Linked DNA regions of Homo sapiens: region 1 is linked to region 2. Evidence: read pairs that join two places in POLR2A ChIA-PET (ENCODE). Cell type or tissue: HepG2. All regions are shown on one strand. Region 1 has its middle 75 kb from the start of LINC00494. Region 2 overlaps LOC105372640 (a long non-coding RNA gene).

The links. Peaks named below come from ENCODE experiments on the same cell type or tissue, not always from the same donor. Only the 100,000 strongest peaks of a DNase experiment are listed, where the experiment ranks them.
Region 1: POLR2A ChIA-PET joins it to region 2 with 6 read pairs; 2 of 35 experiments call an interaction of 5 or more read pairs at or near these places.

What each region holds. Positions count from the first base shown.
Region 1 is chr20:48,282,294-48,287,293 of GRCh38, forward strand. No RefSeq gene overlaps it. Among named protein-coding and RNA genes, the nearest start is that of LINC00494, 75 kb to the right of the region's middle. In HepG2, no CTCF peak of the experiment used is centred here; DNase peaks (open chromatin) are centred at 628, 1,648, 2,768 and 3,538.
Region 2 is chr20:48,123,938-48,128,937 of GRCh38, forward strand. LOC105372640 (a long non-coding RNA gene) reads left to right here. Exons shown (of 2, transcript XR_936803.2): 2 at 1-2,877. Among named protein-coding and RNA genes, the nearest start is that of LINC01522, 140 kb to the left of the region's middle. RefSeq lists an enhancer at 2,037-2,922. In HepG2, a CTCF peak has its summit at 2,652; a DNase peak (open chromatin) is centred at 2,474; H3K4me3 peaks cover 823 bases.

The DNA.
Region 1 (5,000 bases), 160 kb after region 2:
TTGATAAGTACAATTGTAATGCATTCAAAGTAAACACACTTTAGGGGTTCAACTAGGACTTATTTTAAAAAGAAAGCAAATCAATCAATGATTGGCTACTATGGCGATTTTAGGGTGGGCTGGATGGGGATGAAACTGCATTGGACATTAATACTGCAGAGACAAATTATCAAAAGGAAAATTGACATTAGAGGCCATGGAAAGCTCTTCCAAAGACATGTACCCTTCAAGGATGAATTAACACTGGGTTTCTTCGGGAGCACGGAAGTAAACTGCAATTTTTGAGAAGCTAAAAGAATTTTTTCTAGATGGACCAGGAAAGTCTGCAAGAGTATTTGCAGGGTGGCCAGTCTACTTTTCCACTCTAAGACAATGAACATCAGTCTTCAAAGAGGCACATTCTAGCTACCAGGATACACTTGGTTGTAGGTGGCCAGAAACCCAAGTCCACCTGGCTTCAGATAAGGAAAAGAATCTATGGCCTCCTGCCAAGGAAAAGCCAGTGATAGAGCTGGCCTTGGGCACATCCAATTCCAGAGGGTAAAACCTTGTTATCACATTTCTATCTGTCTCAGAGTGACTTTGCTGGATTGAAATTGCACTGAGACAGATGCCATCCCCTGGTGGCTCAGAAGCCTCAGTTTTACACCTCCCACCCTGTCCCCCAGCAGAGGTCCAGGATGAGGTCTGATTGGCTCTGACTCGGTCACGTGCCATTCCTGAACCAATCATTGTGGGCAGAGTCATGTGAAACCTCATTGGCCAAGCCTGAGTCACATGATCACCCTGGCACAGACCGGAGACCAGCAAAGCTGTGTTTTCTAGAGCAAGCTCAAGAGTGTGGCTTCAGAAGCATGGGGGTGAATGCTGGGTGTGTTAGTCCGTTTTTGCATTGCTGTAAATAAATACCTGAGGCTGGGTAATTTTTAAGGAAAAGAAGCTTAATTCACTCGTGGCGCTGCAGGCCGTACAGAAAGTGTGTTGCCAGCATCTGCCTCTCACGAGGCCTCAGGAAGCTTCCAATCATAGGGGAAGGTGAAAGGGAGCCGGGGCATTACATGGTGAGAGAAGGAGCAAGGTGCGGGGGACGTGCCATATTCTTGTAAACAATCCATTCTCAGAGCAAGAACTCGCTCATTACCAAGGGGATGGCGCTCAGCCCTTGGCAAGATATCCACCCCCATGATCCAGTCACCTCCCACCTGGCCCCACCTCCAACATTGGAGGTCACATTTCAACATGAGATTTGAAGGGGACAAACATCCAAACCATATCACTCCGCAGGTACAAGGCACCTGTCCACTCACGCCCATCCGGGCATGTCATCATCCAGAGTCAACCCGAAGTCCTTGAGCCCTTTGACTCTACTGACCTTTGGGTGCCTGGATCGCAGTAGTCCCGACCTCTGCCCCCACCACCACAAATGCAGGCTGCTCTCAGAGCCTCTGCTACCAGAACTTGGCTTCTGCCCACATCCCTCCCTTTCTCCACACTTCAGCTCCGACACCTGTCCCACGTGCCCTCTACTGACCTCAACTCATTCTGCTTTCCTCTCTCATGTACTAACTGGGGTTCCAGCTGTGTCACCATTCAAGCATCTGAGCTCCCTGACCCATGTGTTGTCTCTGACATCAGCCAGCCGAGGGCCAGCTAGCACGTGGGCGAGAACTGCCTGCCAAGAACAGCCCTGCTCCCTTGACCACATCAGGAAATACCGAACATGAACCCATTGTTTGCTCTGTGAATTGTGCCTCTGGACTCAGGCTAAATGCAGTAAAACTGTATGTCAGTCAGGTTTCGTGGAAACAGAAGGAAAGAGGTACTTTGCATGTATATTTATTGTATTACGTTATACTACAGATGCTCTTCAATTTACAATGAGGTTACATCCTGATTAACCCATCATAAAGTTGAAAATATCATTAAATTAAAAATGTATTTAATACACCTAACCTACCAAACATCGTAGCTTAGCCTAGCCTACCTTACATGTGCTGAGAACACTTACATTTGCCTATAGTTGGGCAAAATCAGCGAACACAAAGCCTATTTTGTTAAAAAGTGTTGAATATTTCATGTAATTTATTGAATTTATTGAAGTGAAAAACGGAATGGTTGTACGGCTACTCAAAATGCAGTTTCTGCTCAATGCATATCACTTTCATACTATCATAAAGTTGAAAAATTGTAAGTCAAACTATCATAAGTTGGAGACCATCTGTACATTGAATATGTGCATATATATGAATATGTATGTGTGTATATATACACATATGCCCTAAAATTATAGAATACAGCAAAGAGTATTCTTTCTACTAGTATTGAAGATTCAGCCACGTATAGATTACAGGACAGAACCACAGTATGAGATCACTCTTAAACATACACAAAGATTTATTTATGGATTTATTTATGGATCACTCTTAAACATACACAAAGATTTATTTATCATCTTCCTCCTTCTCATCATAGCTAATATTATTGAGCACCTTTCTAAGCCCTTTACATTTTTAATGTCATTTACTTCTTTTATCAATCCTCTGAAATAAGTGCCACATTTCTCTTCTTGATTTACACATGAGGAAACTGAGGCACAAAGAAATTCAGTGACTTTCCCAAAATCATGTGGCTGGTAAGCGATGGAGTCAGGTGCATGGTAAGATTGACATTTTTTCACCTTGTGAAGTTGGGGGTGGTCATGTGATCTGTTCTAGCCAATGGAATGTGATGGGAAGTGTGTATGTTGCCTGGGGAAGATGCCATTACCATCCAGTACTGTAAATGTTTTGCATTCTTACCTTGCTGACACATCCTAGATAGCGGAGGAGCTGCCATCACAGGCATATGAGTGAAAGTGTTGTGGAGTAGACATCCCCACTGTCCTGAGATGGATATGGATTTGAACAATAAATAATCCTTGTTTCTTGAAGCTACTGAAATTACGGCTTTTCCCTTTTATGTTACTGCAGAATAACACCAGATTTCAAAGAGGACTTGAGCCTCATGCAAATGTTTTCATTATTTTTAATAAGGGAAATGTATTCATGTGTCATTTGTGTCATTAAAGTGGCACTTCATAAAAAGGAACCTAAGGTGTTATAATGGCAGTAGAATTAATCCTTAGCCTCTGTCCCTAATGTCTTACTCCATTTTATGTTGCTGTAAAGGAATACCTAAGGCTGGGCAATTTATTAACAACAACAACAACAAATAAAACATTTATGTGGCTCCCAATTCTGCTGTCTGGAAAAGTTCAAGACTGGGTATCTAATGAGGGCCTCAGGCAGCTTCCACTCACGGGGGCAAGTGAAGGAGAACTGGCATGTGCAGAGATCCACAGTGGGAGAGGAAGCAAGGCGGAGGGGAGTGTCAGACCCCTTTTAGCAACCAACTATATGGGGAACTAATAGAGGGAGAACCTACTGTCCTCCCCAGGGAGGGAATTAATCTATTAATGAGGGACCCACCCCCATGACCTAAGCACCTCCCATTAGGCCCCACGTTCAACACTGAGGATCAAATTTCAACATAAGGTTTGGAGGGGACAAATATCTAAACCATAGCAACTAATAAATTAAGACATTCCACATATCTGTGTGTTCTCAATGGTTAATGATTAATCATTAAAACCTCACTCTGTATTTAAAGAATTGTGGCTGTAAAACTTTCTAAAAGGTTACACCAGTGTTCATTGCTCTATTCTTTTAAGCCTTCTAGTATTTTTTAAGGTAAGATATTCAGCTATGTCTTCTTAAAGTGTAATTTAACTTCTCCACTGTTGATGTTAAAGAAAATGATCTTTTATGATCAAAAGCTTCTATAGCAGCTGCTCTGTGCCAGGCATGTTGTGAATGCTTTACATATATTAACTCTTTTAAACCTGACAATAGCCCTTTCAGTCAGGTATTATTATTGCCTATCCCAAAGTTAGTGAGTTAAAGAGCCTGACTTTGGTCCTAGGCAGTCTAGTTCAGCGTCCTCACCTTTAATGACCATGTTACTCTGTCTATCTACACCCCAGGGATCAAGAACAGTGTTTGCTCCAAAATAGTTCACTAATGATTATTATTTGAGTTAATGAGCAAGTGAATGAATGAACTGCACTTCCCAAAGTCTTTTCATTTACATTATTTCATTTAAATGTTGCAGCAACCCATTGTTCATTGACTGTGTGGCTAGTATCCCCAGGTTACCAACGAGAAAACTGAGTCCTGGCAAGGTGGAAGGTCAAGTTACCCCACTGGGAGGTAGCAGAGCTGGGCCTCAAATACAAAGCATTTTAACTGCTAGTTCATTGCTCTTTCCACTTCTATATAATTAAGGAGACTGACTGAGTGCAGACCATAAGTCATTGACATTATTTTTAATCAGTTGGGAGATTCCAGATAAACCATTCAGATTTCTGATTTGTCTTTAAAGAAGAAGGAGGAGATTTGGCTGCACGGGGCATCATTCCCACAGGCAGCCATCTGTCCCCTGGAGCTGCCACCTCATGGCCTGCAAGGGTTCATCCACCCCCACAGCAGTCTTCAGAGAGGAGAAATTATCAGGCTCTCTTTACTAAAGAGAAAACTGAGGTCTGGTCCTAATGCTAGAGGCAGTGGGGTCAGCTCCAGAGCCATCCCTTAAATGTCACCTGTGCTGAGGCTGAGACTGGGGCCTGCAGCATGGACAGGGGAAGGCACAAAACAGGCCTCAGAGTGAGGAGTGTTTCCTTTCGACTGAGGTTCCTGAGAATGGAGAGAAATATTTTCCCTTTTAAAGGAGATCTGTGCCCGCCCTAATTCTCCAGCTTGCCAGGAAAAAAAGTGCAGCTGCTGTTCCAGGCCTCAGAACAAATGAAAGCAAAGAAAAGGGTTTCTTTCTTCCCTTGCAGGGGACAGATGACCTTGCTGCTTCCTCTGAGATGACACCCACGTGGAGGTCTGCATTGGTTCTGTATTTCCCTGCTCTCTCTTGTTGCTTGAGGAAAGTTCTGAGCCGTCTCTGCCATAATAAGG
Region 2 (5,000 bases):
ACATCACCTGACACACTGGATCCTCCCCACAGTTACATAGCAGCACGGGCTGTCCCCGAAAACTCGAGATCCACAACCCTCTGACTTCAATGGCGGTAGTACTGGTTCCTCCCTAGGTCTCCAGTTCCATGACCCTCAAACTACACAGCAGCACCAGCTCCTCCCCAGGTCTACAGCTCCACCACCCTCACACTAGACACCAGGACTACCTCCTCCCCGCTCTCCAGCTACACGACCCGCAGATTTGAACAGCAGCAGCGTCTCCTCCCTGTACCTCAAGCCCCATAACCCTCATATATGAACAACAGCAATACCAGCTAATGCCTAGGGCTCCAGCTCCAGGATCCACAGATTTAAACTGCAGCACCAGCTCGTCCAAGGATCTCCAGCTCCACCACCCTCAGACTAGAACAAGACCTCTACTCCCTGGGTCGCGAGCTTCCGGACCCTCGAACTATGAAAACATTGCTCCTCCCTGGGTCCGCAGCTCCACGACCCTCAAACCAGATCAAGATCTCTCCTCCCTGTGTCGTCAGCTTCCTGACCCTTGAACTATGACAACATTGCTCCTCCCTGGGTCAGCAGCTCCACAACCCTCAAACCAGATCAAGATCTCTCCTCCCTGGGTCGCCAGCTTCCTGACCCTCGAACAACAGAAACATTACTCCTCCCTGGGTCAGCAGCTCCATGATCCTCAAACTAGAATGAGACCTCTCCTCCCTGCGTCGCCAGCTTCTGGACCCTTGAACTATGAAAATATTGCTCCTCCCTGGGTCGGGAGCTCCATGACCCTCAAACTAGAACAAGACCTCTCCTCCCTAGGTCTGCAGCTTCCAGTCCCTCAAATAACAACATTGCTCCTCCCTGGATCTGCAGCTCCACGACCCTCAGACTAGAACACGATCTGTCCTCCCTGGGTCACCAGCTTCCGAACCTTCGAACTAAAACAACATTGCTCCTCCCTGGGTCTGCAGCTCCACGACCCTCAAACTAGAAAAAGACCTCTCCTCACTGTGTCGCCAGCTTCTGGACCCTCGAACTACAAAAACATTGCTCCTGCCTGGGTCTGCAGCTCCACGACCCTCAATCCAGATCAAGATCTCTCCTCCCTGTGTCATCAGCTTCCTGACCCTCGAACTATGACAGCATTGCTCCTCCCTGGGCGCACCCTCAAACTAGAACAAGACCTCTCCACCCTGCGTCGCCAGTTTCCGGAGCCTCAAACTAAAACAACCTTGCTCCTCCCTGGGTCTGCAGCTCCACAACCCTCAAACTAGAACCAGACCTCTCCTCCCTGTGTTGCCAGCTTCCTGACCCTTGAACTATGGAAACATGGCTCCTCCCTAGGTCTGCAGCTCCACGACCCTCAAACTAAAACAAGATCTCTCCTCCCTGGGTCTGCAGCTCCACGACCCTCAAACTAAAACAAGATCTCTCCTCCCTGTGTCATCAGCTTCCAGTCCCTCAAATAACAACATTGCTCCTCCCTGGGTCTGCAGCTCCACGACCCTCAAACTAAAACAAGACCTCTCCTCTCTAGGTCTGCAGCTTCCAGTCCCTCAAATAACAACATTGCTCCTCCCTGGATCTGCAGCTCCATGACTCTCAGACTACAACAAGATCTCTCCTCCCTGGGTCACCAGCTTCCGGACCCTCGAACTACGAAAACATTGCTCCTCCCTGGGTCTCCAGCTCCATGACCCTCAAACTAAAACAAGATCTCTCCTCCCTGTGTCATCAGCTTCCAGTCCCTCAAATAACAACATTGCTCCTCCCTGGGTCTGCAGCTCCACGACCCTTAAACTAGAACAAGACCTCTCCTCACTGTGTCGCCAGCTTCCGGACCCTTGAACTATGAAAACATTGCTCCTCCCTGGGTCCGCAGCTCCACGACCCTCAAACTAAAACAAGATCTCTCCTCCCTAGGTCTGCAGCTTCCAGTCCCTCAAATAACAACATTGCTCCTCCCTGGATCTGCAGCTCCACGACCCTCAGACTAGAACAAGACCTCTCCTCCCTGAGTCACCAGCTTCCGAACCTTCGAACTAAAACAACATTGCTCCTCCCTGGGTCCGCAGCTCCATGACCCTCAAACTAGAACAAGACCTCTCCTCCCTAGGTCTGCAGCTTCCAGTCCCCAAATAACAACATTGCTCCTCCCTGGATCTGCAGCTCCACGACCCTCAGACTAGAACAAGATCTCTCCTCCCTGGGTCACCAGCTTCCGGACCCTGGAACTACAAAAACATTGCTCCTCCCTGGGTCTGCAGCTCCACAACCCTCAAACTAAAACAAGATCTCTCCTCCCTGTGTTGCCAGCTTCCGGACCCTCGAACTATGACAACATTGCTCCTCCCTGGGTCTGCAGCTCCACGACCCTCAAAGCAGATCAAGATCTCTCCTTCCTGTGTCATCAGCTTCCTGACCCTTGAACTATGACAACATTGCTCCTCCCTGGGTCTGCAGCTCCATGACTCTCAAACTAGAACAGCAGCACCAGCTCCTTCCTGGACCTCCAGGTCAATGACTCTCAGACTTCAAAGGCAGCAGCAGCTCCACCCCCAGGCTCCAGCTCTAAAACCCTCAGATGTGAGCAGTGGCAGCACCAGCTCCTTTCTGCGTCTCCGGCTTCATGATCCTTAAATTAGAACAGCAGCGCCATCTTCTCCCTGCGTCTCCAGCTCCAGGAACCTCAAACTGCAACAGGAGCACCTGTTCCTCTGGGATTTTCACCTCCACGACCCTGAGGTGTCAGTGGCAGCACTGGCTCCTCCCCTGGGCTGCAGCTCCAGAACCCTCAAGAATAATCCCTTCTCATGAAATGTAGCAGTCAGGAAAACTGCAGAGGAAGTAAATAAATAAATGTTTTCTTTCAAACTGATGTTTCTTTTATATTCACACAAGTCAGGAAACTTTTCTACTTTCCATCAACCTTACAATCTACTTATATTCAATTGTAAGGTGGAAATCCACCATTTGAAATAACCTTTAAAAACTTAGTAACTCTCTTTTACTATGATTTTATCTCACAGCTCTAGAAACGATCTTTCACTTTGCCTGTGCAGAAGTCTTGTGAACATTCAAACTAGAATTTACTTGGTTGAGATTCTAGAATACACGTTATCCCCAGATGTTCCTGCCCTCCTTAAAATCTTCTAACATGTTCCCCTCACCCGAGCATAAATGCCAGGTCCTATCCACAGCCCACAGTGCCCAGCACGGCCCTGCCCTCTGCCCTGACCTTATGGTCTCCCCTCTGCTGTTACTTTCCTCCCAGACAGGCCTCTGTCACTTCCTGAAACCACACAGGCTCAGGCCTGACTCCGGGCCTTTGCCCCTGCTGTGCCCCCTGCGTGGAGCGCCTTTGCCCGGCTCCCCATCCTCCTCTCCACCCGCTCAGCTCCAGCCTGCTGGCTGCCCCTCAGTCCCCGCCCCTCAGCGGGGAGGACATCCAGAACACACGATGTCCTCCCCGCTAGGCCTTTGCACATGCTGTTCTCTGTGCCTGAAACCCCTCCCCCCTCACCATCTGCGTTCACTTTTCTAATTTCCATTCATCCTTGGAGTCTCCACTGAAATATCGCCCCCCCGCCTGCCCCCACCACTTGGACTTAACCTTGCTTAGGTTGAAAACCCCCATCTCCTGAGTCCAGGAAGCTAGATGCTGTCCTGGCACTTGGAACTTTCCCATCACAGCGTTTTGCGCACTCGTAATTTATTCTATTAGGTTGGTGCAGAAGTCATCGCAGTTTTTGTCATTACTTTCAATGAACTGCAGCGCCGGCTCCTCCCCACTTTTGATTGCCATTACCTTTACTGGCAAAAAAGTGCTGGAATTACTGCTGCACCAACCTAATAGAATAATTTATATTTATTGATCCATCATATGTCTTCCCCTCTAGAAAATAAGCTCCATAAGAATAGTGACCAAATCTACTCCAATCACTCCAGCTTCCTTGCACATTGTCAATAATTATTTACCGACTGACTGATAGAGAAATATCTTCATTGTTGCTGGGATGAGCCACATAACATGACACGCCCCTTTGAAAGTCAATGTCATGGACAGTTAGCATTTGCTTTTCACTCCTGCACCCGTGGCTTGGCTGGGCTTAGGCTGATCTAGTCTGGGCTTGACTCCAGGCTGAGGGTTGGAACCCTGCGTGCTCCACATGCCTCTCATCCTGCAGCTGGAGCCAAAGTTCCCTGGGGCACGCTCGTCTCGTGGGAAAAATCAAGAGCATTAGAGGGCAGGCCTGGCAGTGCCGACACATTCCAGGCTTCTGCCTGTGCCGTGTCTACGAACATCTCATTGGCATAAGCAATTCACCCAGACACGAGCAATACCTCCATCTCAAAAGATAGGAAAAGAAAATACCAGTGTTTTTAGGAAAGAAAATACCAGTGTTTTTAGGAAAAGACTGGGGGGTGGGGTGCAGATCTGGGCATTACGTATTCCAATTTCCTATTGTAGAAAATGGGAGCTAATCAAAGGCTTGGCTTCAATGCTTCCAGTTTAGGATCAAAGCCAAAACAACGAAATAGGGGCAATTCAAAGGAACACCCTCTTTACACCTGTTATTTTTATAAGAAATGAAAACCTTTCTTAGGAGACCTGTCACAATCCTCTTCGGTCTTTTGGGCCAGAATGAGTCATAGGGAAGTCCTCACTGTAAAGGGAGCTGGGAAGTATCTGGCAAAGGTGACTGGCATAGCCAAGGCTGGTTTTGACCAATTGTGATCCATTTCCATTTTGCCTAGAAAAAAATCCTGTTAGCAAGTAGGGTGGGGACAGCTGTTGGGTGAGCAAACATCAGCACCTCCTACTTTATCTTCTTCCACCGCCAGCATCCAATCCAGGGGACAGCCTGTTGTTCCCTCCCTCAGATGCCTCCTCTATTGGTCAGCTTGTTTTCTTCCTATGCCTGGTACCTTCATTGGCATTGCACCTTCTCTAGCCTGGACCATAATTGCCCTTAATACCCTACCTCCTGTCCTTT